Linked DNA regions of Homo sapiens: regions 1, 2, 3, 4, 6 and 7 are each linked to region 5. A link is a contact called in ENCODE Hi-C or POLR2A ChIA-PET data. All regions are on one chromosome and are shown on one strand. Each heading gives the region's core, a stretch centred on a gene start or an enhancer-like site at or near the end of the contact. The rest is flanking DNA. Distances are from core to core; before and after follow the strand shown. Region 1 holds the start of SRP68 (signal recognition particle 68). Region 2 overlaps SEPTIN9 (septin 9). Region 3 holds the start of FBF1 (Fas binding factor 1). Region 4 holds the start of SEPTIN9-DT (SEPTIN9 divergent transcript). Region 5 holds the start of JMJD6 (jumonji domain containing 6, arginine demethylase and lysine hydroxylase). Region 6 overlaps RNF157 (ring finger protein 157). Region 7 holds the start of UNK (unk zinc finger).

The links. Hi-C counts contacts between places; a loop is a spot of excess contacts on that map. ChIA-PET counts read pairs that join two places held with the same protein, here RNA polymerase II (POLR2A). Pooled maps may share reads with other maps.
Region 1: a loop to region 5 is called in a pooled map, with 7 times the contacts of the local background. The contact joins the promoter of SRP68 here to the promoter of JMJD6 in region 5. A Hi-C loop is called at or near these places in 8 of 50 pooled maps. POLR2A ChIA-PET finds 5 or more read pairs at or near these places in 2 of 52 experiments (B cell and HEK293).
Region 2: a loop to region 5 is called in a map with no recorded cell type, with 18 times the contacts of the local background. The contact joins the enhancer-like site here to the promoter of JMJD6 in region 5. A Hi-C loop is called at or near these places in 8 of 37 single-sample maps with no recorded cell type and 8 of 50 pooled maps. POLR2A ChIA-PET finds 5 or more read pairs at or near these places in 2 of 52 experiments (MCF 10A and T-cell).
Region 3: a loop to region 5 is called in a pooled map, with 12 times the contacts of the local background. The contact joins the promoter of FBF1 here to the promoter of JMJD6 in region 5. A Hi-C loop is called at or near these places in 7 of 50 pooled maps. POLR2A ChIA-PET finds 5 or more read pairs at or near these places in 2 of 52 experiments (activated B cell and naive thymus-derived CD8-positive, alpha-beta T cell).
Region 4: a loop to region 5 is called in a pooled map, with 5 times the contacts of the local background. The contact joins the promoter of SEPTIN9-DT here to the promoter of JMJD6 in region 5. A Hi-C loop is called at or near these places in 1 of 168 maps with a recorded cell type or tissue (PC-3) and 3 of 50 pooled maps. POLR2A ChIA-PET finds 5 or more read pairs at or near these places in 5 of 52 experiments (A549, AG04450, H1 and 2 more).
Region 6: a loop to region 5 is called in a pooled map, with 3 times the contacts of the local background. The contact joins the enhancer-like site here to the promoter of JMJD6 in region 5. A Hi-C loop is called at or near these places in 7 of 50 pooled maps. POLR2A ChIA-PET finds 5 or more read pairs at or near these places in 3 of 52 experiments (HEK293, HepG2 and naive thymus-derived CD8-positive, alpha-beta T cell).
Region 7: a loop to region 5 is called in a map of CD8-positive, alpha-beta T cell, with 28 times the contacts of the local background. The contact joins the promoter of UNK here to the promoter of JMJD6 in region 5. A Hi-C loop is called at or near these places in 7 of 168 maps with a recorded cell type or tissue (B cell, CD4-positive, alpha-beta T cell, CD8-positive, alpha-beta T cell and 4 more), 13 of 37 single-sample maps with no recorded cell type and 21 of 50 pooled maps. POLR2A ChIA-PET finds 5 or more read pairs at or near these places in 1 of 52 experiments (T-cell).

Annotation. Positions count from the first base shown.
Region 1 is chr17:76,070,489-76,073,899 of GRCh38, reverse strand. It overlaps SRP68 (signal recognition particle 68), which reads left to right and starts at 1,383. Exons shown (of 16, transcript NM_014230.4): 1 at 1,383-1,592. The coding sequence starts at 1,409. It also overlaps a transcript of GALR2 not described here. RefSeq lists enhancers at 441-1,268, 1,221-1,270, 1,269-2,096.
Region 2 is chr17:77,322,356-77,325,491 of GRCh38, reverse strand. The region is part of intron 2 of SEPTIN9 (septin 9); the gene reads right to left. Among named protein-coding and RNA genes, the nearest start is that of SEPTIN9-DT, 42 kb to the right of the region's middle. RefSeq lists enhancers at 1-68, 179-448 and a silencer at 1,735-1,908. Within about 2 kb of position 1,676, at least 37 of the 41 ENCODE cell types and tissues checked have a DNase peak (open chromatin) inside an H3K27ac peak, as active enhancers do.
Region 3 is chr17:75,939,373-75,942,559 of GRCh38, reverse strand. FBF1 (Fas binding factor 1) reads left to right here and starts at 1,518. Exons shown (of 30, transcript NM_001319193.2): 1 at 1,518-1,712. It overlaps ACOX1 (acyl-CoA oxidase 1), which reads left to right. Exons shown (of 14, transcript NM_004035.7): 14 at 1-1,053. RefSeq lists an enhancer at 1,300-1,369 and a silencer at 1,480-1,749.
Region 4 is chr17:77,280,647-77,283,874 of GRCh38, reverse strand. SEPTIN9-DT (SEPTIN9 divergent transcript) reads left to right here and starts at 1,978. Exons shown (of 3, transcript NR_136503.1): 1 at 1,978-2,263. It overlaps SEPTIN9 (septin 9), which reads right to left and starts at 2,376. Exons shown (of 12, transcript NM_001113491.2): 1 at 2,321-2,376. The coding sequence starts at 2,339. RefSeq lists a silencer at 1,882-2,045.
Region 5 is chr17:76,724,544-76,728,121 of GRCh38, reverse strand. JMJD6 (jumonji domain containing 6, arginine demethylase and lysine hydroxylase) reads left to right here and starts at 1,516. Exons shown (of 6, transcript NM_015167.3): 1 at 1,516-1,775; 2 at 2,267-2,655. The coding sequence starts at 1,647. METTL23 (methyltransferase 23, arginine) reads right to left here and starts at 1,283. Exons shown (of 5, transcript NM_001080510.5): 1 at 944-1,283. RefSeq lists enhancers at 1-383, 1,014-1,643 and silencers at 903-1,352, 1,463-1,592.
Region 6 is chr17:76,180,444-76,183,867 of GRCh38, reverse strand. All of the region lies in intron 2 of RNF157 (ring finger protein 157), which reads left to right. Among named protein-coding and RNA genes, the nearest start is that of FOXJ1, 41 kb to the right of the region's middle. Within about 2 kb of position 1,532, at least 2 of the 41 ENCODE cell types and tissues checked have a DNase peak (open chromatin) inside an H3K27ac peak, as active enhancers do.
Region 7 is chr17:75,783,309-75,786,911 of GRCh38, reverse strand. It overlaps UNK (unk zinc finger), which reads right to left and starts at 2,106. Exons shown (of 16, transcript NM_001080419.3): 1 at 1,928-2,106. The coding sequence starts at 2,031. MIR4738 (microRNA 4738) reads left to right here and starts at 2,305; the gene lies at 2,305-2,391. RefSeq lists enhancers at 856-1,433, 1,445-1,844, 1,434-2,012, 3,575-3,603 and a silencer at 1,905-2,044.

The DNA of each region.
Region 1 (3,411 bases), core at 134-2,633, 650 kb after region 5:
TGCTGGGATTACAGGCGTAAGCCACCGAGCCCGGCCACCTTTTTCCCTTCTCTTACCCATTGAACGTTTTCCCTCCAATTCAATCCAATATACTGAGCATCTATTGTGTCAGGCTCTGTCTTTGGCTCCATGCCTCAGTTTCCTCAGCTGTAACAAGGAAATGGTAACACTTCCTTCTAAGAGGGATCTGCTGAGAAAGGAATGAGATGTATGGGAGAGTTAGTTAAATCTGAATGCATCAGATCCTTATTCTTTTTCTCCTGACCTTATTCCGTATACCTTGAGGAAATTCAAAATAGAGTTCAGGGCCGGGCGCGGTGGTTCACGCCTGTAATCCCAGCACTTTGGGAGGCCGAGGCGGGCGGATCACGAGGTCAGGAGATCGAGACCATCCTGACCAACATGGTGAAACCCCGTCTCCACTAAAAATACAAAAATTAGCGGGACGTGGTGGCAGGCGCCTGTAATCCCAGCTACTCGGGAGGCTGAGGCAGGAGAATGGCTTGAACCCAGGAGGCAGAGGTTGCAGTGAGCCGAGATCACACCATTGCACTCCAGCCTGGGCAACAAGAGCGAAACTCTATCTAAAAAAAAAAAAAAAATCCGTCATTTAATCTTCCTAACAACCACTTAAATTGGTTATCCCCATTTCATAGATGAAGGAACAGATTTACAGGGAGATTAAGTTACGTGCCCAACATGTCCCTGCCGCTAATGACGGAGCGGGGATTGGAATCCCAGGTCTCAGACTCTAGAAGGTGCAAAGCAAAAATTCATATTTTCCCATGTCTCAACACTTCTCCCTCTTTGGACTGACGGCCCCAAAGTGCAGTGGTCCACGGCCCCAAGCGGTCTGAGAAAGTCACCCCGTTAGGACACCGTCTGCTGACTGCGCAGCGCTTCCTCCGGCTTGGCGTTCTTACGGCCAGCCTCAGAGGAAAGGGCAGGCAGAGGCGGGTCCCTTACGGACGGGGTGTCCCGTTCCGGTAGGGAGGACCCCATCTCTTGAGTCCCTGGGGATGCAGACACCCCGAAATCCAGTATCTTTGGTCTCCTGCTTTCTGCTGGGCAGGACGTGAACCAGATCCCCAGTCCAGGATGCAGGACCTGGGGTCCACCTCCGGTTCTCCGCCCTTAGTGGGTGGGAGGTGGGACTGCCCCCTGAGATCTCAGCAGCCACGGTCTCACTGCGGCCTCAAGTCCCCACCTAGCCAGCCACAATTCCGGACCCGGGATGACAGGATCCCTCGCGCAGGCGCGCTCCAGCACATGGCGCCCTGCTGCAGCAAGGGCCGACGGCGGCGGAGTCCGCCGCTATCCCATCAGCCCGGCCAGGCAGGTCCAGCTCTCACCCGCCCAGGTCGTCCCGCCTCCCCTATCCCGTCTTGCTCTGCGGCGCAGGGGCAAGATGGCTGCTGAGAAGCAGGTCCCAGGCGGCGGCGGCGGCGGCGGCAGTGGCGGCGGCGGTGGCAGTGGCGGCGGCGGTAGCGGCGGTGGACGTGGTGCCGGAGGGGAAGAAAATAAAGAAAACGAACGCCCTTCGGCCGGATCGAAGGCAAACAAAGAATTTGGGGATAGCCTGAGTTTGGAGAGTATCCTAGAGTAATCGGGCCTAACTCGCAATGATTACGTGTCGAACTGGAGGGCTGGGGGCGGGAGAGGCGGCGGGTCCCGACAAGTCCTGGCAGGAGAGGCCGAGGGTTGCAGTTTCTCTCGCCCTTACCTTTTGGTGCTCAGAATTCCGGGGGGGGTCTGTCTCTCGACTAGTCTTTCCTCGTGTCCCCCTCGCCGTCCTGGCTAGGTCCGTTTCTTCCAGTGGCACTGGGATATCAGGCAGGTTTCCCCTGGTGCCCCGCAGTTGTCCAGTTGGAGGGCTTGTGACCAAGTGACACCTTGAGCACCTTGCTTTGGCACCTTGAGCCACTGAACTGGGGAGAGGAAACTGCAGTCTTGACATTTGGCTTAATACTCTTGTCTGACAGTCGTCATAGACTGAGTAGTAAAACCTACAGCTCGATACTTTGAAAGTGGAGGTAAAGATTGACTCAGGAAAAGCTTGTTGCCCATTTTGATTGTAAGTTACCGTAGTTAATATCGATTGTGTCATTTTTTTCTGATCGGTCTGTAGGCATTTTATCTTGCTGACAGTCATTCATATAAGCTGGAGGAATCGGTTTCTAGTTTCCATCAGTGTGTATCTCAACCAAGTGCTTGTGGTACTAGTTTGTGACCTTTTGAAATGAATAACAAATGGAGAAAACGTAGGCGAGTTTCTGAAATAACACATTCAACTTGACATCTTAATGTGCTTAAAGTTCTCAGGCGCTTGGAGTTAAATATTTTGAATTACTGGTAATAGTTCCAAGTAGACGCTAGCGAGCCCTGATTTTACTGAGACCTTTATATCTCTTTGTCCCGTTTTAGTAATTTAAAGAGTCCTTTTAGCGTTCACTATTTTAAAATATGTCTCTAGAGAAGTGTTGAGGAAACATTAAAACTATACCTATATAGATGAAGGTCATTGGACTTTCTAAAGATTAGTACATAATCTTAAATATTTTAAGATTATTAAAAGGAGAATCTGGCCATTCTTCTTTTGAAAGAAAAACCTTAATACTTTTATGCAAACTGTAGCCTAGCTTGGTTGACATGTGCTAATCATAGACTCTCTAAGCATCACAGCTGTTAAGGAAAGTTAGATTTGGCAGGTGTTGGAGATTATGCAAATGGAGGCTTAGTACATGTCATTTATAACCTGAATCTGAATGAATAAAATGTGGGGTCTAGGTGTTAATTGGTGTGAAGCACCCCAATTATAGTCAGCATTTAGAATCCATCAGCTTAATTTAAACTGGGTTTTGGCAGTTTCCAGTGGCCAGTAGTGCCCTCCTTTTTCAGTTTGCAAGTAGTAACAGTTCAGGCAATCAGTTTTCCTGTAGGTTAGCCCTGTCCTGTGACAAGATAGATATTGAAAATGGTTACAAAAGATCTCACCAGTGTACTAAATATTTCACAAATTTGTGTGTGTGTGTGTGTGTGTGTGTGTGTGCATGTGCATGTGTGACTGAATCTCACTCTCACCTAGGCTGGAGTGCAGTGGCGCTGTCTTGGCTCATTGCAACCTCTGCCTTCCAAGTTCAAGCGATTCTCCTGCCTCAGCCTCCCGAGTAGCTGGGATTACAGGTGCTAGCCATTGCGCCCGGCTAATTTTTTGTGTTTTTAGTAGAGACGGGGTTTCACCATGCTGGCCAGGCTGGTCTTGAACTCCTGACCTCAGGTGATACACCCGCCTCGGCCTCCCACAGTGCTGGGATTACAGGCATGAGCCACCGTACCTGGCTATATTTCACAAATGTTTAATGTGTTGTGGTTTGACACAGATATAGACTGATGGTACAGGTTTTGATTTGT
Region 2 (3,136 bases), core at 427-2,926, 600 kb before region 5:
CTGGGCAGGAGCTGAGACTCCCTGGCTGGCCTGAGAGGGGATGATCGAGTGCAGGCCCAGCCCGGGACTTCCCCACTCCTCCCCGCCACCCAGCGGAACCAGCTGGGCGTGAGAAAAGAAGAGAAGTGAATCAAGAGCCCAGAGCATGAGGCTGGACCAGCCCTTACACCACATGCAAAAATCAACTCAACTTGCATCAAAGACCTAAACTCAAGAGCTAAAACCACAAAACTCTTAGAAGAAAACACAGGGGAAAAGCTTCCTGACGTTGCATTTGGCAATGATTTCTTGGATATGGCGCCAAAAGCACAGGCAACAGAAGAACAAATAGATAAAGTGGAACGTCATAGAAGTTTAAAATATTTGCATATCAGCCTGGGTGCGGTGACTCACGCCTGTAACTCCGGCACTTTGGGAGGCCGAGACGGGTGGATTACTTGAGGTCAGGAGTTCGAGACCAACTTAGTCAACACAGTGAAACCCCGTCTCTACTAAAAATACAAAAATTAGCTGGGTGTGGTGGCGGGTGCCTGTAATCCCAACTACTCAGGAGGCTGAGGCAGGAAAATCGCTGGAACCAGGGAGGCGGAGGTTGCAGTGAGCCAAGATCATGCCACTGCACTCCAGCCTGGGCAACAGAGTCAGACTCCATCTCAAAAAAAAAAAAAAAAATTGCATATCAAAGGGCACTAACAACGTGGGGAGAAGGCAATCCATGGAATGGCAGCAAATCATAGGTCAGATATGGGATTAGTATCTGGATATTAATCTACAGATCTCCTAACACTCAGCAACAACAATCATCCAAATCAAACACAGGTAAAGGACTTGGACAGACATTTCTGCAAGAATATGTGCAAATGAGCAATAAACACGAAAAGATGCTCAACATCACTAACCACTGGGGAATTGCAAATCAAAACCACAAGGAGAGACCCCTCACAACCATGAGCTCTGGGCAGGTAGGAAGACGCCTGGTGGGGAGTTGCCGGCTCCATGCTGTCCCCAGAATTCCTGCAGGGGCTAAGCCCGACCCCGACACCTCACCAGGAGCACAGAAACGAGTGGAAAAGGCCAAAGGCCACCCCAAAGGGCCAGAGGGGTCCAGCAAGGAGTCTGGGACATGGAACCATGCTGTGCATCCAGACACACGGGGACAACAGGGGGATGAAAGGTGGCCCCTAAAATTTACATCCACCCCAGAGCCTATGAACATGGCCTATTTGGAAAAAGGGTCTTTGCAGACGTTATGAAGTTAAGGATCTTGAGATGGGACCATTTTGGGTTACCCAGTGGGCCCTAAATCCGAGAAAGACTGTCCGTATGAGAGACAGACAGGGGGAGATTTAGGGCACAGAAGGAGGCCCCGTGACAACGGAGGCAGAGGTCGAGTGGTGTGGCCACGAGCCAAGGAACGCCAAGGGTTTCGGGAGCCGCCAGAAGCTGCCAGAGGCGAGAAGCAGGCTCCCCCTCGGAGCCTCCGGAAAGAACCAGGCCTGCTGATGCCGTGATTTCGGACTTCTGGCCTCCAGAACGGCGAGAGAAGAAATGTCTGGTGTTTTGAGCCACCCAGTTTGTGGCACTTGGTGATGGCAGCCCCAGGAAACCACTACAGGGACCAGAGTTCCCACGGGGCTGGGCAGGAAGCGGGTGCAGAGCGCGTCAGGCCAGGCCTCTCACCTCGGAGATGGAAAAGCAGAGCTGGAGAGGTTGAGACCGGACAGGCACCGAGCGTCCAGGGGTAAGAACTCCCAGGGGATGGCAGAGGCCATCGGGGACAGCACAGCGAGGGACAGGAGGGAGGGGTGAGGGCTGAGGCACCGCCCTCCAGGAGGCCTCGGTTCCCCGCCCACTGATGACCCAGGAACCCCGTAAGAGGAGCTGGGCTTTACCCTGTGCCGTACTGCATCAGATGGACCCTGGTGGGGACAGACGTCCAGCGACAGCGTGGCCAAGCCCCCTCCAGGACCCCGGGCCTGCATTCATGACCATGCACAGACGGCCACTTCCCCTGCCTGCAGCCCTCCCTCGTGGCCTGTTCCTAGCCTCCCAGCCCAACAGAGCTCCCCAGTGGAAAGTTCCCTTCTTGGAGACTCTCTCCCTGCTGAAATACAAGCTCTTGGAACAAGATAAAACTGCTTAATTTGTAAAAGCCACAAAGCCGTTCCAGAACAAAAAAAAAGCTCCGACCCTTGGCTGGAAGGAGTGGCCTTCCATGCCTCAGCGGCCAGTCACCACTCCATGACTCATGCCGGCCCTGCTGACAAACCCTCCAGCACCTTCCCAGGGGAAGGCCACAGCCCCCAGGGAGGGCGGGAGAGTACCCAGGCCCCCGTTCACAAACCAGACCGGAGCCAGACACTGCCGAGGGAGGGACAAGAGGGCAGGTCTTGGGGCTCCTAAGCCTTCCCTGGGGCTGGCAGACCACCGTGGACTCACCAGGGTAGGACCACCCCCTCCCACAAACCCTTCCTGGGCAGCTGTAGGGCAGCCTGAGCTGGACACGCCTCACACGCCAGCCCAGTGGGGCATGAGGCACCCACAGCCACGTCTGGAAGTCAGCGGGCCGGCATCTGCCGGGCAGGCCTCTGTCACACAGGCACAGCGTCCTCCCCATGGCTCCTCCTCAGGCCAGAGCATGCTTGGGGATCAGAGCAGCTCTCGCAGTGGCTTGCAGCCTGACAACGCGGCGTGAGCCATGCCCTGCAGAGAAGAAGAGCCCCTCAGTGAGGGAAGAGGCGCCCACAAAACTCAGGACACGCGCAGAAACCCGCAGGAGGTGGGGGCGCTGCCTAGGGGCCGTGCCGCTCCCACCCCTCACCTTGCAGATGACGGAACTGCGGCCCAGAGCTGCCAAGTGGCTTGCTCAAGGCCACCCAGCAGGGACAGGAAGGAAGTCACTTCCCCAGGGACTGTGCGGGAGTTCAGTGACAATTAAAGACCAGCGCTAAAGTTTGCCCAGGACGAGAACCTCATTAAGGGAAACAGCTCCGGGACTGTCGTGTTCATTCGGAAGGCAGCCAGTTTACAACTGAGTTTCTAAAAATGTACGTTTTCTTACATGAAAACACATCCGAATGGGATTTTGTAGAAAGCATCTTTCATCAAGGCACAGCCCGAGGGGAGGTCCCCGCTT
Region 3 (3,187 bases), core at 269-2,768, 790 kb after region 5:
TCATTTCTGCTGTTTCTTTACTACTCCATTCTTGGAGGATTAGAACAAGTCACACTGTAATTGACTAAAACGACTTTTTATTTTAAAATATTGATGGTGGGGTTTTGCTTTTTTTTTTTTTTTTTTTTTTGAGACGTTGTCTTGCTCTTTCACCCAGGGTAGAGTGCAGTGGCGAAATCTTGGCTCACTGCAACCTCTGCCTCCCGGGTTCAAGCAATTCTCTGCCTCAGCCTCCTGAGAAGCTGGGATTACAGCGCCTGCCACCATGCCTGTCTAGTTTTTTTGTATTTTTAGTAGAGACAGGGGTTTCACCAAGTTGGCCAGGCTGGTCTTGAACTCCTGACCTCGTGATCCACCCACCTCGGCCTCCCAAAGTGCTGGGATTACAGGCGTGAGCCACCGTGCCGGGCCAGTGTTTTTAACTGTCCACACTTACTAAATTTTCCAGTACTTCTTCCTATGGTTCATGATAGTAAACACAGAAACATATAAGGAACATTATTAGAGTTACCAGATGTTAGCTGTTGCATATGTGCACATTCCTAGATTCAAGGGTGTTTTTGCCTTAAATTTAAGTGGGTCATTGGTTGTCTTGGGAAGATCATGGAAAATTCGGGATTTTTTAGAATTCTGAACCAAAATATGTTTTGAGTGTTTCTTAGTAAATGTGTGATCTTCCACCTTCCACATTCAGACTGCGGACTACACTTCATAAATGCCTTTTTATTTCCAGTTATGGATTCAACTAAATGACTGCCTTGGGAGCACATAATTACTTTGCTACCTTTTTCCCCCTTTGCTGTTGTGGCTCGAGTTTGGTTCTCACCTGAGAAGATGCATTGAGCATATGTTGTTACCCAGCCCTGGCTTAATGGTGTCCTGTGGGGTAGGGGTGGGAGGACGAGGGGCACGGGGCCAGAGCATGTGAATGGATCATGGTTGGACAGCTGTGACCTGCCAGCACTGCGGGTAAGCAAAACTACAAACCGTTCTTTCCTCTGTGACATTGAATAAACCTTAATAAAATTCATAATTAGCACATACTAGAAAAAATGTGACTTAATCTTTTTGTGGGGCGACAGTATTGGGTTTCATTCTGGCTATACAGCTTTGATTGGATCATTAAACAGGTCAGTCACTTCCCTCAAGCTTTGGGGTGTGGAATAAACACCGGTGAATTTGTGGATTCACCCGTCAACCTCCCAATATCAACACATTTCTCACGCCTCCGCGTCGGCCACGTGTCAGCCCTCAGAAGTGGGCAGGAGGAACTTTTAAGCTTCCCGGCAGTTCCCAAGAGGGCCTTTGAGCCTGGCGCCCTCTTCCCGGAGAGGCGTTGGGGCAGCTCCTAGCAACGTGCCCGCCGCCGGCAGAAGCCCGGCCCCGCCAACTGCCGCGCGCGGCTCCCTGGGAGCTGTAGTTCTTCATGGCGTCCCCACCTCCTCTGTGAGGGCGGGTGAGTCGACCGCCGACTGCGACTCCCAGGATGCCTCGCGCCCGCCTTTCCGCGGGAGGCCAGACGGCTGAGGGTGCCGGCAGCGGCTGGAAGCGGGAGGCCAGTCCTGGCCGGGCTGGGCGACCCGAATGGAGCCAGGGCCGGCGCTGGTCCCAGCGGCCGCACCTCCGGGGGCACGGCGCGTAACAGGAGGCTTCCGGGGCTGAGAGCGTTACAGGCTGCGCTCCGGGGCCAGATAGGCCGGGCGCTCAGAAGGGTGACGCATTGAGGGGCGCGGAGTCTCGGGACGGAGGGGCGACTCCGGCTAGGGGTCTTGCTTAGGGGTGGTCTCGGGATCTGTAAAACGCCTGGCATGGAGTCGGCTGAATACATGTGGGGACGGGGTTACTCTGTAGCCCTTTGGCCTTGGCAAACCAAGCCTAGAAAATCCCCATAGTCTGAGAAGCCCGTACAGGATCGATAGGAGATGCCAGAAGTTCCTTGATGTGTTATGGGACACATTTGGACTTGTAGGTCGTGAAGTCGCCATTGCAGAGAAAAAGAAACAAGGCCGGGCACGGTGGCTCACGCCTGTAATCCCGACACTTTGGGAGGCCAAGGCGGGAGGATCACTTGAGGCCAGGCGTCTGGGACGACCCTGGGCAACATAGGGAGACCCCCGTCTCTACAAAAAAAATTTTAAAATTTGCCGCACATGGTGGCGTGTGCCTGTGGTCCCAGCTGCTAGGGAGGCTGACATTGGAGGATCGCCTGAGCCCAAGGAGGTCGAGGCTGCAGTAAGCTATGAGAGCTGTGATCGTGCCACTGCACTCCAGCCTGGGCAACAGAGCGAGACCCTGTCTGGAAAAAAAAAAAAGAAAGAAGGCCAGGCGTGGTGGCTCACACCTGTAATCCTAGCACTTTGGGAGGCCGAGACGGGCAGATCACGAGGTCAGGAGTTCGAGACCTCCTGGCCAACAGTGAAACCCCGTCTCTACTAAAAATACAAAAATTAACCGGGCATGGTGGCATGTGCCTGTATTCCCAGCTACTCGGGAGGCTGAGGCAGGAGATTCGCTTGAACCCGGGAGGCTGAGGTTGTGGTGAGCCAAGATCGCACCACTGCACTCCATCCTGGGCAACAGAGCAAGACTCCGTCTAAAAAAAGAAAAAAAAGAAAACACATGTATTCAGGGTGGGCTCTGTAGGTAAGCCCAGATAACCCTTGCATTCCAATAACAGGACAGGCCAATACTTGGGACATAAAGAGGACCCCTCTGACTCCTTTCTTCCAGGACATCCTGTAGGTGGGTTTTGGTAAAGTGGAGGAGGGGGAGGGAGACAGCTAATTCCGAGGAAAATGTTCTCAATGGGTCAGATTTACTGCCTATGTAAAGGGAAATATTTCCACTGTCAGTGAAAATCGTGTTGCTGGACGTGGTGGCTCACACCTGTAATCCCAGCACTTTGGAAGACCAACGCAGGAGGATTGCTTGAGCCCCAGAGTTCAATACCAACCTGAGTAACACAGTGAGACCCCGTCTCGAAAAAAAAAATTTTAAAAAGAAAAAGAATATCAAAGAGTAACCAGAGTTCATACCTGCTTTTGTGCTAAATGCTGCCTAGAAAGTAGTCATGGGTGTTGCCTGGGAAAGGGTTTCAGCCTTGGTGCCAGGCACCCACCTCCTTTCTGAAATGAGTACTTGCCACTTGCTGCATCGGCTTTCAGGGTAAGGGATGATGGCCACTGCC
Region 4 (3,228 bases), core at 729-3,228, 560 kb before region 5:
GGACTATATCTCATTACCATTTCTGTACCCACTCAGACTTGGCCATGTGTGCCCAGCACATAAAGTGTCTTCGATGACTGTCTATAGACCCACGGTACTTGAGATTGCCCCAACACATCCTTCTAAAATCTTTCTCCTTTTCAGAGGCTCACGAATGTTCAAACCAGGTCTACCGGGAACAACATTATGGTCATTCCGTTTATTCTGAAGCCCACATACAGGTCTGGAAGCAATAATCCCGCACAGTCTAGATGAAAAAATAAAGACCTTCCTGTTGTCCTTGGATTGTCAGAGCCTTGGGGGATTTTTAACATCTTTTGCTGCTTTCCTTAATTTCATGGTGTCGATGGCTTGTTGGGGGGTCAGCCTGACTCCTGCGAGTGCCCGTACCCGGAAAAGGGCTGGTGCCAAGACAGCTCCAGGACACTCAGAATGAGGGCAAGAGGCCACCCCCACCATCAGCCCCCTCCAGTCCCACTCCATACAACTGCAACACAGTGACCCAGCACACCTTGGGCCACTGCCAAGCAGGGAGCAAACCAGAAATGGTCTGAGCCCTCCCTTCCCCCATCCTCAGAGGGGCCTGCCCCTTTAGGTAAACACAAGGAGGCACCGAGGCTGCTGTACAAGAGTTGGTTCCTGCTCACTCCACAAACTCTACTTCCACCTACTGCAAAAGGTTCTGTCCTTTTTTTTAAAAAAAAAAAAAAAAAAGAAACCCAGTGAGGGGTGGGGTAGGTGTGTGTGGAGGAGAGGAGAAAAGGACAAGTGATGGTCTCCCCACCTCCCAGTAAGCCGCAGGTGCAGAGACTCCAAGCCTGCCTCAGGGCCCTTCCGGCATCTGTGCAGGAGGGTCTCCGCAGAAAAAACCCAGGACCCACGACCTGGGAGGACCCCGGTCACCCCCACTGTCTGGACCCACCAGTGGGAGGTAAAGTGTAAGAAACCAAGGGCAAAGGGCCCTCCCTGGGCGGGCTAGAGATCCCCTGGAAAGGGCCATGCACCGCGCGATCCCCACAACAATCTCAAGTATTTGGAGCATGTTGGGGAGGAAGCCCCGGTGCCAAAACCAAGCATGTGCCACCTGGAAGCCCGCTCCCGCCCACCAGCACACCAACCCACCCACGCTCCTGACAGAGCTGTGCTCCGGGTGCGTAGAGGGCCATCTTGTTCGCAACAACCGGGTGAAAGTTGAAATTCTAAGCTACTGACCCAGAAGGGTATTTTCGGGGAAGTTCTGAGTAATCCTCTTTGAGACAAGGTACTTTATCACTCATTTTGGTTCCTAAATATGGAAAGCCAGAGGAAACCGACAATGGCCCAAAGGCAGGGGGATGGCCCCGATGACTCCTTCACCTCCAACTAAGGCCCATGATTCTGTTCTCCTATCAATAAAAATTAATTCATGGATCCTTGGCAGGTACCTTTCTATCTGAATGAATTAAAGGAGGGACATTAAACAAACGGTTTCTAGATTTAGAAGAGGAGACGCTATTTATAATTTGAGGACTGAGGAGGACAAAGGATCCTGCCTGCCTGGATCCTTTGGAGAAAACCACAAAGGAAAAAAAAAAGGAAGGAAAAGACAAATAATGAAGATCTGGATTTCTCTTAACCTGCCCTTGTGGCCTCGGTGTGCCCATCTGTGAAATGGAACTTCAGAGTGCCAGAGCGGGAGCCTCTTATGAAATGAAAGCTCCTGAACCGGCTCATGGTGAGGCCCAAGTCAGGCCCCCTTCGCCTACTTAAGGCGGGCCCTGCTAGGGTGGAGTGAGGATGTCAGCCGCGGGCGGCGTCCTGAGCGCAAAACGTGAACCCGAGTCGCCAAGTTTGGGCGCTGCTGGACGGTCCCATCTGGAGGCCGTCCCGTGCCCCACTAAGTAGAGGAGAAACCGAAGAGAATCCGAAGAAAGGATGCTGCGGCCTGGACCACCAGCCCTAGAGGCTGAACCCAAGGACACCCCTCCACCTAGCCCCGACCCCATTCACCCACACAGACGCACAGGGACCCAAAGCACCCGGCCGACCTGGAAAGTCAGCGATTCCTGCGAGGGTGCAAGGGGCGAGGAAGAGGGAGCGTCCCCCAGGGCAGCCCCTCCGACACTCGAGCAAGGGCTGGAGACAGCGCAGGGGACGGTCGGCTCAGGTCGAAAGCGGCCCGACAGCGGCCCTGTCCTGGGAGGAACTCGACCTGCAGTGTGCCCGCCGCGGGGACTCGCTCAGCTCCGGGGGCGCCTCGCCACTCCCGGCCGCAGGCACTCAGGTGAGCAGCGCTGGTCCCGGGACACCGACCCCTCCCCACCCCGGGCGCGAAGCCCACCTGAGTAAGACTTCTTCATGGTGCCTCCGTGGCCGCCGCTCCCAGGAAAGTGTGGCGGCGAGGCAGCGGGGCGCGCGCTCCCAGGGCGCTAATCCTGGGCCGGTAGTAGGAAGGCGGGAAGAGGGGGCGGCCCGCCGTCTGGAGTGCACCGACCGGGCCCCGCCCCGGCCCCGCCCCCGCCCCGCCCCTCCCCGGAGATGCGCATAGAACCCCGGCCCAGCCGGCTGTGGTCCCGCCCCTGACCCGCCCCCTCCCCGCCCCGTGAACGTGCGCGCCGAGCCCCACCCCCGCCCACCCCTGCGCTGCGCTGCACCTGGCGGAGCGGGGCTGGCGGGCGCCGGGCCTGGGAGGGGGCGCCCCCGCGCGGCAGCGCAGACCAGACCAGACCAGGCCAGGCCGGGGGTGGGGGCCGCCTGCGTGGCCCGCCGCGCCCGCAGCTCTGCACCCCCAGCTCCCCGCGCTGGCGCCAATGGCTGGTTCCGGGAGTCGCCGCACTTCCCAGTCCCGAGTCCGGGCGGGGCGGGCCCGGCCAGGTGGAAGCGGGCGGAGGTGCGGGCGCTCCGGGCGGCCCCGCCGGGCGAGGCGGCGGCGCCGGGCACCGCGGCGGCGCCGGGCACAGCCGGGGGTCGGAGCCGGGGTGCCGGCTTAGTGGGCCGGGGTAGGGCGGGACAGGACACCTGTCCTGCTACTTTTCTGGTAATCAAAAGGGCAGAGTGCGTCGATTGAGTTGGAGCCTTAGTTTCCTCACCTGTAAATGGGCGCGTTGGACAGATGATCATTTGTTCTCCCTGCGCTGGGCACCGTGCGCAGCTCGGTGTATCGGTGCAGCGGGGCAGACACAGGGAGCCGCCCTTTACAACTCGGGTAACGCAGGCAGTGGTGAGAGGATGCAAAACTTGCACGGAAGA
Region 5 (3,578 bases), core at 267-2,766:
TGGGGCTACAGGCACAAGCCACGATGCCTAATTTTTCTACTTTTTGTAGAGACGTAGTATCACTATATTGCCCAGGCTGGTCTGGAACTCCTGGTCCCAAGCGATCCTCCCGCCTCCGCCTCCCATTTAACTTCTCTAAAGCTGTTTCTTTAGCATGGGACATGCCTCACAGGCTGGTGTTAAAACCAAATGAAATACTGCAAAGTGAAAGTGCTTTGAAAAACCGAAGACAGGCAGGGCATGGTGGCTCACTCCTGCAATCCCAGCACTTAGGCAGGCGGGAGGATCACTTGAATCCGGGAGTTGGAGGTTGCAGTGAGCTGTGATCGCGCCACTGCGCTCCAGCCTGGGCGCCAGAGCGAGACAGTGTCTCAAAAAAAAGAAAAGAAAAAGAATTATTATTGAGAGTTTTGTTGTAGCTGTGAGCTTAGAGGAAGAAGCGAGGTCCAACCCAAGAAACACTTTGGGCACCAAATAAAACTGGAAACCCTGATCCCAAAACTCACACAAAAGTGAGAGATAAGGATGAATCAAGAAACCCTTGGACAAGATCAAAAGAAGCATTAGAGGTCAGTCAAGAATGTCACTTTCCTGGCAGGAAAGATTCGATGTGGAGAAAGCCGGCCCGGCGCAGTGGCTCATGCCTGTAATCCTAGCACTTTGGGAGGCCGAGGCAGGAGGATCACTTAAGCTTACAGTTCGAGACCAGCCTGACCAACATAGTGACCAGGGTCACTTCTTGGCAGGGTCTCCAAAATTCTTACTGAGAGACATTTAATGCACCGAAGGGCTTCATATCCGACGTTTTTGCTCCGGGGGTCAACCTAAAGCAGGAAGCTGCGCAGCTGAGCGTCCGCACCCCCGGTCCCTCAGGAACCCAGCCAAGTCAGCCGACATCCGCTCCTGACCTCAGGCGCCTCCTGGCGGGTGCTGCTGCACGCACCTGCGGGACGTGGACCTCCAGGACAGCCCCGTCGGCCCCCGGACCCGGCTCCTCCGAGAATCGAAAGCGCTGGGCCCGGACCCCCTGTCCTCGGAAATCGTGCTCGCCCAGTAGGGCGTCGTTGGGCCCCGGGCGGGCGGGGGACCGCGGAAGGCTCCGGGCTGCCAGACTGCGCGAGCGGGAAGCCGCGGGCCACGTGGCCGTAGCACCTGACGGCAAGAAGGGGAAAGCCCAGATCTGGTGATAACCCTGCCGCGCTGCGAGCGAAGAAAGCCCGGAGCAAGGCGAAAGAGACTCACACGCGCAGAACTGGCAACGGGCGGCTGGCGCGACCGGAAGTGATGGGCACAGCGGCAGCGCGGGAGGGGAGGGGCGGGGCGGGGCGGGGCGGTGACGCAGCCGACGTGACCTTCCCAACATGGCGGAGGCCCGCCGTATGTGAAGGAGTACCCCAGGGGAGCCAAAGCCAATGGAAAACCGCGAGAGGCGTCGGGGCGGGGAAGACGGCGGCCGCTTGCCCAACCCGAGGCTCGGGAGGTGGCTGGGGAGTGAATTTTCTGGAAGGCGACTTTAAAGGCGCCGGGACTGAGCGAAGGGCGTTTGGGTACTGCCGTCGCCGCCGCCCAGGCCGGGGAGGGGTGCGTTAGTGTCAGGAAGCGGGCTGCGCCGAGGTCGTAGCGGAACCAGCTGGCGACCCCGCAGAATGAACCACAAGAGCAAGAAGCGCATCCGCGAGGCCAAGCGGAGTGCGCGGCCGGAGCTCAAGGACTCGCTGGATTGGACCCGGCACAACTACTACGAGAGCTTCTCGCTGAGCCCGGCGGCCGTGGCGGTGAGCGGGTCGGGCGGGGGTGGCCAGGCCGGGCATCGGCACCTCCAGCCGCTACGCACCTTTCTCTGGGCCCGAGGCTGCCCTCGCCCCGAGCGCCCGGGACCTCGTAGAGGCTCACCCGCACCCCGCGGAGTTTGGGGTCCCCGAGGCGCGGATTCCGGGGCGGGTCTGCTTCCTCCCGTGCTGTGGCCGCCCGTCTGCTCTGGCGGACGACGGGAGTCCCACGCCTGTGGCGCTCTCAACTAGAAGGCCCGTCGTCCCTGACTCCTTTGGGCGGCGGGTCCCCTAGGGGACCTGGCTGTCAAGGCTCATGGGGGGTGGCTCTAGGAACGACGTGGCCTCACGCACGCGCCCTGCCCCCACCCCGGAGGAGCCAGACGAGAGTCAACTTCCTTCGGTTTGTCATTACCAGTTGGCCTTGGGGACACCCTTATCTGCCACTGGACTTTTTTTTTTTTTTTAACTGGACAGGTCTTTTTTAATTCCCTCAGGATAACGTGGAAAGGGCAGATGCTTTACAGCTGTCTGTGGAAGAATTTGTGGAGCGGTATGAAAGACCTTACAAGCCCGTGGTTTTGTTGAATGCGCAAGAGGGCTGGTCTGCGCAGGAGAAATGGACTCTGGAGCGCCTAAAAAGGAAATATCGGAACCAGAAGTTCAAGTGTGGTGAGGATAACGATGGCTACTCAGTGAAGATGAAGATGAAATACTACATCGAGTACATGGAGAGCACTCGAGATGATAGTCCCCTTTACATCTTTGACAGCAGCTATGGTGAACACCCTAAAAGAAGGAAACTTTTGGAAGACTACAAGGTGCCAAAGTTTTTCACTGATGACCTTTTCCAGTATGCTGGGGAGAAGCGCAGGCCCCCTTACAGGTAAAGTATTCTGCAGCTAAGTGGTTAAAATCCTTTTCTTTTTTTTTTTTTTTTTTTTTTGAGACAGAGCGTCACTCTTGTAGCCCAGGCTGCAGTGCCGTGGTGCGATCTCGGCTCACAGCAACCTCCATCTCCCGAGTTCAAGCGCTTCTCCTGCCTCAGCCTCCTGTAACTGGGATTACAGGCATGCGCCACCACACCCAGCTAATTTTGTATTTTTAGTAGAGACGGGGTTTCACCATGTTGGTCAGGCTGGTCTCGAACTCCCGACTTCAGGTGATCTGCCCGCCTCGGCCTCCCAAAGTGCTGCGATTGCAGGTGTGAGCCACCGCGCCCGGCCTGTGGTTAAAATCTTATCTACAACAGCATTTGCTCGCTGAGTTCAGTTGCTAATCTTTTTTGGAAACAGTGAGTACTCCCTCGGCTGTACATTGAACTCATTTAGGGGGCTCCTGAGGCCTGCCTGGGCCCTACTGGGGAGACTGATTTAATTCGGGTGATGCCTGCGCATCAGAATTTCTGAAAGCTCTTCAGGTGACTTGAATGTGCAGCTATGGTTGAAGCACTGATCTCTAAGGGAGGTTTTAATAAAGTCCAGCAATAAACCACATTAGTGATTTTTCTTTTTTTTTCTTTTTTTTTTCTTCATTGAGATGGAGTCTCCCTCTGTCGTCCAAGCTGGAGTGCAGTGGCGCAATCTCAGCTCACTGCAGCCTCCGCCTCCCGGGTTCAAGCAATCCTCCTGTCTCAGCCTCCTGAGTAGCTGGGATTACAGGTGCCCACCACCACACCCGGCTAATTTTTGTATTTTCAGTAGAGATGGGGTTTCACCGTATTGGTCAGGCTGGTCTTGAACTCCTGACCTCAGGTGATGCACCCACCTCTGCCTCCCAAAGTGCTGGGATTACAGGCGTGAGCTACCG
Region 6 (3,424 bases), core at 283-2,782, 540 kb after region 5:
TCCTGTCTTTGGAAGCATATTTTTGGTATTTTGGGTTTTTTGTTTTTACTTAAGTAAAAAAATTAATATAAAATAAATTACATAAATACATAATTTATAATTAAACAAATGAAGAAATAATTGAATAATTGAATGATAAAGGACAGCTCTTCCTTACAGTAGAATCCCAGCTAATAAATGTAGAAAGCTATAATTATTCTATATCCATAAATGTTTTTTAATGTGGAAGAAATGATAGAAATTAGCCAGCTGTGATGACTTGCTTGTAGTCCCAGCTACTCGGGAAGCTGAGGCAGGAGGATCACTTGAGCCCAGTAGTTCAAGGCTGTAGTGCACTATGGTCACAGTGAATAGCCACTGCATTCCAGCATGGAAACATAGCAAGACCCTACCTCTAAAAAACAAAACAAAAAAAAACTTTATGTGAATTTATTTTGGTATATAATTAAATATTATTAGCTGCAGAAGACCAGCATTTTTTCTTTCAGTGGGGTCTCTAACCTACCTGCATCAGAATTGGTTGGAATGTTTATTAAAATACAGATTCCTAGTTCCTACCCCAAACTAGCTGAATCAGAATTCTAGTGACAGGGCCCTGGGATCTGCAGTTTTCAAAAATATTCCCACGTGAGGCCGGGCGTGGTGGCTCACACCTGGAATCCCAGCACTTTGGGAGGCTGAGGCGGGCGGATCGCCTGAGGTCAGGAGTTCGAGACCAGCCTGACCAACATGGAGAAACCCTATCTCTACTAAAAATACAAAAAAATTAGCCAGGCATGGTGGCAGACGCCTGTAATCCCAGCTACTCGGGAAGCAAGGCTGAGGCAGGAGAATCGCTTGAACCCGGGAGGCGGAGGTTGCAGTGAGCCAAGATCGTGCCATTGCACTCCAGCCAGGGCAACAAGAGCGAAAAGTAACCAACAGAAGTATACAATATCAATACTTTCTTTACCTGAGAATTGATGGTAATAATATAGTTTTCATATTATTATGATATATAGGATATATATATCCTATATATCCTATATATCATATATAGGATATATAGGATATATATCTCTCTCATATATATATCTCTCATATATATATATATATATATATATATATGAGACGAGGCCTGAATCTAATAGCAAATGAAAACAAAGTATATACTTTAAAAAAAGATTTATGTTGAAGTTAACTTTATTTTTATGGATGGGATGAATGGATTATTGTGTTTTTTTGTAGACTACTGGGAATTGCCTAATAATTTACACACAGAGTAAGATGTCCTTTCACATGTACTGTGACCATATTTTTTTACAGCAAAAATAGTACAACCGTAGGAGTAGTGTAATATTTGAAATCAGAATGGTAAAAAAAAAAATCTAGGACATGTGATTGATACACACACACACACACACACACACACACACAGACTAAATGCGTGTGTGCCCATGTGTATGTGAATGCACGTGCACCCTTCTGGCCTGCATTTGGGCATGGTCTGGCAATTTCATCTTTCGTCACCAGGTGGCGCTTTGCCGATGTGATGTGCTGGTAAAAGGAAGCTGATGAGCACCAGGGTCAAAAGCCAAAGAGGAGTTGCTCACGTAACACACAGAGCCTTCGTCAGCAAACGCCTGAGGTCCACCAAAAGAGGTCTTCTGGCTGAGCCCAACTCTACTTCCATTCTGGGTTTGAGATGTTTGGGATTTAAGTTATTCTCAGATTCAGGCTTACTTCAGGACAGACACAGCAGCCCAGTCCCAGGAGGATGTTGTATCCAAGCATGCAGGGCACCAGATGCAAGCTTGACGCCCCTTTACAGATGGAACTAAGAGAGGTTTGCTTGACTCTTCACTGTGTCCCTCAGGCCTAGTTCAGTACTCAGGATATAGTGAGAGTGCTGAATGAATGGGTAAATGTCTTTGTTTTTTGAAAATTATTTATTTATTTATTCTTTTTTTTTTTTTTTTTTGAGACAGAGTCTCACTCGGTCACCCAGGCTGGAGTGCAGTGGTGTGATCTCAGCTCACTGCAACCTCTGCCTCCTGGGTTCAAGTGATTCTCCTGCCTCAGCCTTCTGAGTAACTGGGAGTACAGGCACACGCCACCACACCCAGCTGATTTTTGTATTTTTAGTAGAGATGAGGTTTCACCATGTTGGCCAGCCTGGTCTCAAACTCTGGACCTCAGGTGATCTGCCTGTCTCGGCTTCCCAAAGTGCTGGGATTAGATGTGAGCCACCGCACCCGACCATTTTTTGAAAACAATTTAGTGAAGAAGTCGCCATATTTTAGAACTATCTGGCAGTAACACATCTTTGAGCATCTTGGGTGGAAGGTAAACGCTGACTGACGTATCCATTGTGGCTGTGGCTGCTGGCAGTGTTCTCTGACATCACCCTGCCCTCAGTGTACATTTGTATCTTCTGCAGGTACTGTTAGATCTTATAGACAAAGATTTTGTCATACTGTGCTCCAAGAAAGCTCTTCTCTAAGAAGACCTTAGATACTCCTGTTAAAGATAGAAAGGAGTGTGGTGCGTGGTATGATTTTGTACATACTGCCATCTAAGCATAGGGCGCCATTGGAGATTTTTGGCTAGCTTCCAGAACCTTCACAGAATTCAGTACTGTTTGCCATGATGGTATAACTTTCAGACTCCCCGAACTCTGCTCAGGTCCCTGGAACACTCCTAGGATTAGAAGAGCCTGTAGACTTGCCCTACAGTAGAAGCAGTGCAATAGAGTATGGCTTTTGGAGTCAGATGTACCTGGGTTCAAATTGTGGTTCTGCTGCTCATTAGCTCTGGGACCCTGGATGATTACGTGAATCTTTTGAGTCTCGGTTTCTTTATCTGTAGAATGTCAGTTTGTTTAACTGACATTCTTCATTTTTCAGTCGGCTACTGTATTTCTCCGGCATGTTGGACTGTCCTCCAGCATACACACGGAACTTACAGGCTGGTGAGAGGGGCAGGCATGTTGTTCCTTTCGAGAATGTGAAATAAGAGCATACCTAAACTAGAGCTGGATGGCGGTGATGGCCGCACGATAATGCGAATGTGAATGTTACTTAATGCCGCTGAACTGTATACTTGAATATGATTGAGATAGTAAATTTCATGTTATGTGTATTTTACCAAGATAAAAATAAAAAGACCAGGTGTGGTGGCTTACACCTCTAATCCCCGCACTTTGGGAAGCTGAGGCGAGAAGATCACTTGAACTCAAGAGTTTGAGACCAGCCTGGGCAACATAGTAAAACCCCATCTCTACGAAAATTTAAAAATAAAGATAAAAAATATGTAAAGTAAAATGGGGGACAAAAAGAATCTATCTAAAGTACCTAGCATAATGCCTGGCACATAGTAGATACTCAGTTAAATATTTCCTTACATTCTCTTTTTTCATGATTTGCCAAGCTGTAATTGCAGGTTA
Region 7 (3,603 bases), core at 857-3,356, 940 kb after region 5:
TACCCACAAGGAATGGAAAGGCAGGCTTTTTTTTTGTTTTTGTTTCTGTTTTTTGAGACGGAGTTTTGCTCTTGTCGCTCAGGCTGGAGTGCAGTGGCACGATCTCGGCTCACTGCCACCTCCGCCTCCCGGGTTCAAGCGATTCTCCTGCCTCAGCCTCCTGAGTAGCTGGGATTACAGGCGCCCGCCAGCACACCCAGCTAATTTTTTGTATTTTTAGTAGAGACGGGGTTTTGCCATATTGGGCAGGCTGGTCTCTTCACTCCTGACCTCATGCGATCCGCCTCGGCCTCCCAAAATGCTGTGATTACAGGCGTGAGAGCTACCACGCCCGGCAGGAAAGACAGGTTTTAAACAAATGAGCATCAAGAGGACAAAGACTCAGATACTGACATTTAATCAGCTGTTCACTTGTTTCACCTGTCAATTCCAAAATAAGAAAGCCTTTCTATTACAGATTCCATAGTATGCTCAATGACAACACAACACAGAAACACAAGTTGCTGAAGCCAAGACTCTCGTGACTCAAAATGTGTTTATTTTGCTAAAAACAGTGATCTGAGCAACCAGAGATTATAAAGAAGTTCCAATTACGTGAAGTTTCCAGATTCGAAAATCAAGACTACACCATTCAACTCATCAGTAGTCTTTGAGCTAAGAACATCTCACCAAAATCAATGGAAAGACTGCGAAAGATCTCCAGTAAGAAAGGACCAGGAAAGCAATGTCCATATCAGAAAAGGAATGGTTAACGTGAGTCAGACTGTAGTCAAGAAGCTTAAATGATTTCAGCCAACAACAAAGAATCCCACAAAGAAACCATACACTTCCTATAACCAATGTTCCCCAACCCCAGAACAGTTTCCCAAGGTCTTCTATAACAAGAGTTCCTCCTGACTGGTTTGAGTTCTTTCTACTCCAACAGATGATTCTGTTCTTCGTTCACTGAACAACTTAAGAGCTGTTCAACCCCCCAGGTTCCAAAACCTCTCGCAGCTGGGGATCCTTTTAAACATGCACATCACTCAGGAGCCCATGGGGATGAGAGGCATTCACAGAGCATCAGGGAAAATGGAAAGCAACATTTTGCTTAACAGGAGAAACCGCCCCTTATTCATCTTTCTCCCACATCACCTAACTCTAGGGAATGCTTAACGTGGCTTGAAGGAAATGAAGACAGCGACCTAAAAGCACACAGATGCAAGACTTCCAGGAAGAGGTTTTCCCATCCTGCTGGACTCCTGTAGTGTCAGTATTTGGGGCTCCCTCTAATGCTACATTTCTGCTGAGCCTGCAGACATACTTGGAACCCATCACCTTCGGGCTCCCAGACTCAGGCTCCGCACAGCCCGCGAGGGAAACGGTCATGGGCACGCACGGACACGTTTCCATCTTTGCATGTTTATCTACGTCGACTGTGAATTCAAGCAAGTGTGGCCCTCGTGGACAACCTACGAGCCTTAGGGACACAAAAGGCTTCCTGCGCAAACTGCACGGAATCTCCTGACAGGACTTCACGTTAATCATCATTCATAGGTGGGTTCTGGGGCTGGACCCCACGGAACTCCTCTTGGTTGTGTCTTGGACTTCTCACTGCCCCAAAGGAGCCTACTACTGTGGTTTTATGGTCTGAGGAACAGTTAGGCCTCGAAGGCCTGGCCTAGGGAGAGTGCACTCTGCATCCCGAGCTCCCGCCTTCCCCACTCGGCGGCCGGGACCGAGTTTCCCGCCCCACAGCCCGACCAGAGGTTGGTGGCAGTTGGAGGCAGTTGGGACCGGCCCCAGCAGGTTGGAACCGGTCTGGGCCGGGCCGGAGGAGGAAGGGGGGGAGGAAGAGGCCGCCTCGCGCTCTCCCTGCGCGCGTGACTCACGCTGGCCGCTGACGTCAGGCGTGCGCGCGCGGCGGGGGGGGGGGGGCTCTACGTACGTGTAGTGCTGCGGTTTCTCGGGCTGTGCCTGCAGCACCTGAGCGGTAGCGGCCGGGGGCGCCGAGGAAGCTGCGGAGCCGCCGGGCCCGGGGCCCTTCGACATGGTCTTGTCTTCCTGCCTCTTCGCCGCTCCCCTTTTATTATTCAGTCTGCGCGGTCCGCGCCGAGGACCCAGTGCGCCTGCGCCGCGCCACGAGAACGTGAAGACCCCCCACACGGCAGCAGGGGTTGCTGGGAGTTGTGGTTCTATGTCCGGCTGGAATTTTACCGTCGGCAGAGGGTTGCTGGCAAAGCACAGGACCACAATACCCAGGGATCCTTGCTGCTAGTGTCCCGGATGCTGAGGGCCTGCGACGGCTTCTGGGAATTGCAGTCCGGTCGCATTTCTCCTTCTTACCAGCGCGTTTTCAGTTTCATAGGGAAGCCTTTCCATGAAACTGGAGCGCCTGGAGGAGAAGGGGCCCAGAGCTAGGGAGGCCCTAGCGATTTCTGCGAAAGAGTTCCAAGTATAATTTCACTGCCAACAGTGTCATAACTACTTTGCCTTTATACTTAGTACAGCTAGGTTCGGTTCTAATGCCAGCTCAGAGCAGTGCTCCAAGCAGGGCTTAAGAATCTGTGTTGTCGGTTCTTAGTTCTGGGCCCTGTGCTGCAGGCACCTGCAATCCGCCAGCAACCCCTTCATCCCTGCGGCGGGTCTAACCTAAGAGGCATTGAGAAAGCTTTGCTAAGGAGGAGGTACACCGCACGCTACAGTTCCCGCGCCTTTGCCGAGGCGCTTCATTTACCTTTGCCAAACTCGACACCTGGAACTCCACGACTTGTGTGCTTTCTCAGCCTGACACCTGGCCTGACCAACTTGTTTCCAGTACATTAAGGGCCAAGGACGAATTTAATCTCCGCCTAGAATAGTCTCTGAGGTACACTGACAAGTTGCCAGTGTTGAGAAGCATCACAGGGTCCAGAGGAAAGGCCTGGGTTTGAGTAGGGCGTGCCCGTATTTATCCACTCTAGTTTTCTTGTCTGGACGTCAGCCTTTTTACTTGGGACATTATCTTTCCCCTCTCTGCTTCCCACCAGTCAAGCAAAGTTCTTCACTTTATAAAATAAGCCAGATGCCCCAGACCTAGGCATTTGTTTCTGTGAGTTTTAGAATGTTCTCCGTAGATATTTTAACCGTTGTCATTTAATTTGGTTTTTCATATTGAATCTATTTCAAATCCACTGGTTTTGATTTATATTTTCTTAGATGGGATTATATTAACAAATGATTATCTCATTAAAGAAACACATTCCAAATAACCTTAGGGATGAAGGGTGGTGGGGCTAATGGAAAATCGTTAATGTTTGAGTGACACATACTTATTTTATTTAGCTCCAAGTTCCCTCACATCAGAAGCCACATCACAGAGTTGAGAAACTGGTTTTTCCTAAACAGGCTAAATCGTTTAGCCACTAGGGGCGTTTGAAAATGAAAAATTACAAAAGGACAAATAAAAGTTGTAGTATATTGCTTTAATCCTATGATTAAACGCAAGTTACTTGGTTTATGTTAGCCTCACAATACTCAAGTGTGATCTGACTGAAGAAATAGAGTTCACAGCACTGGATTTTAAATAATAGATGTATATCATGAGCTTCAGAATAAGTGTGTACTGGTGGAGTTGGGAGATGA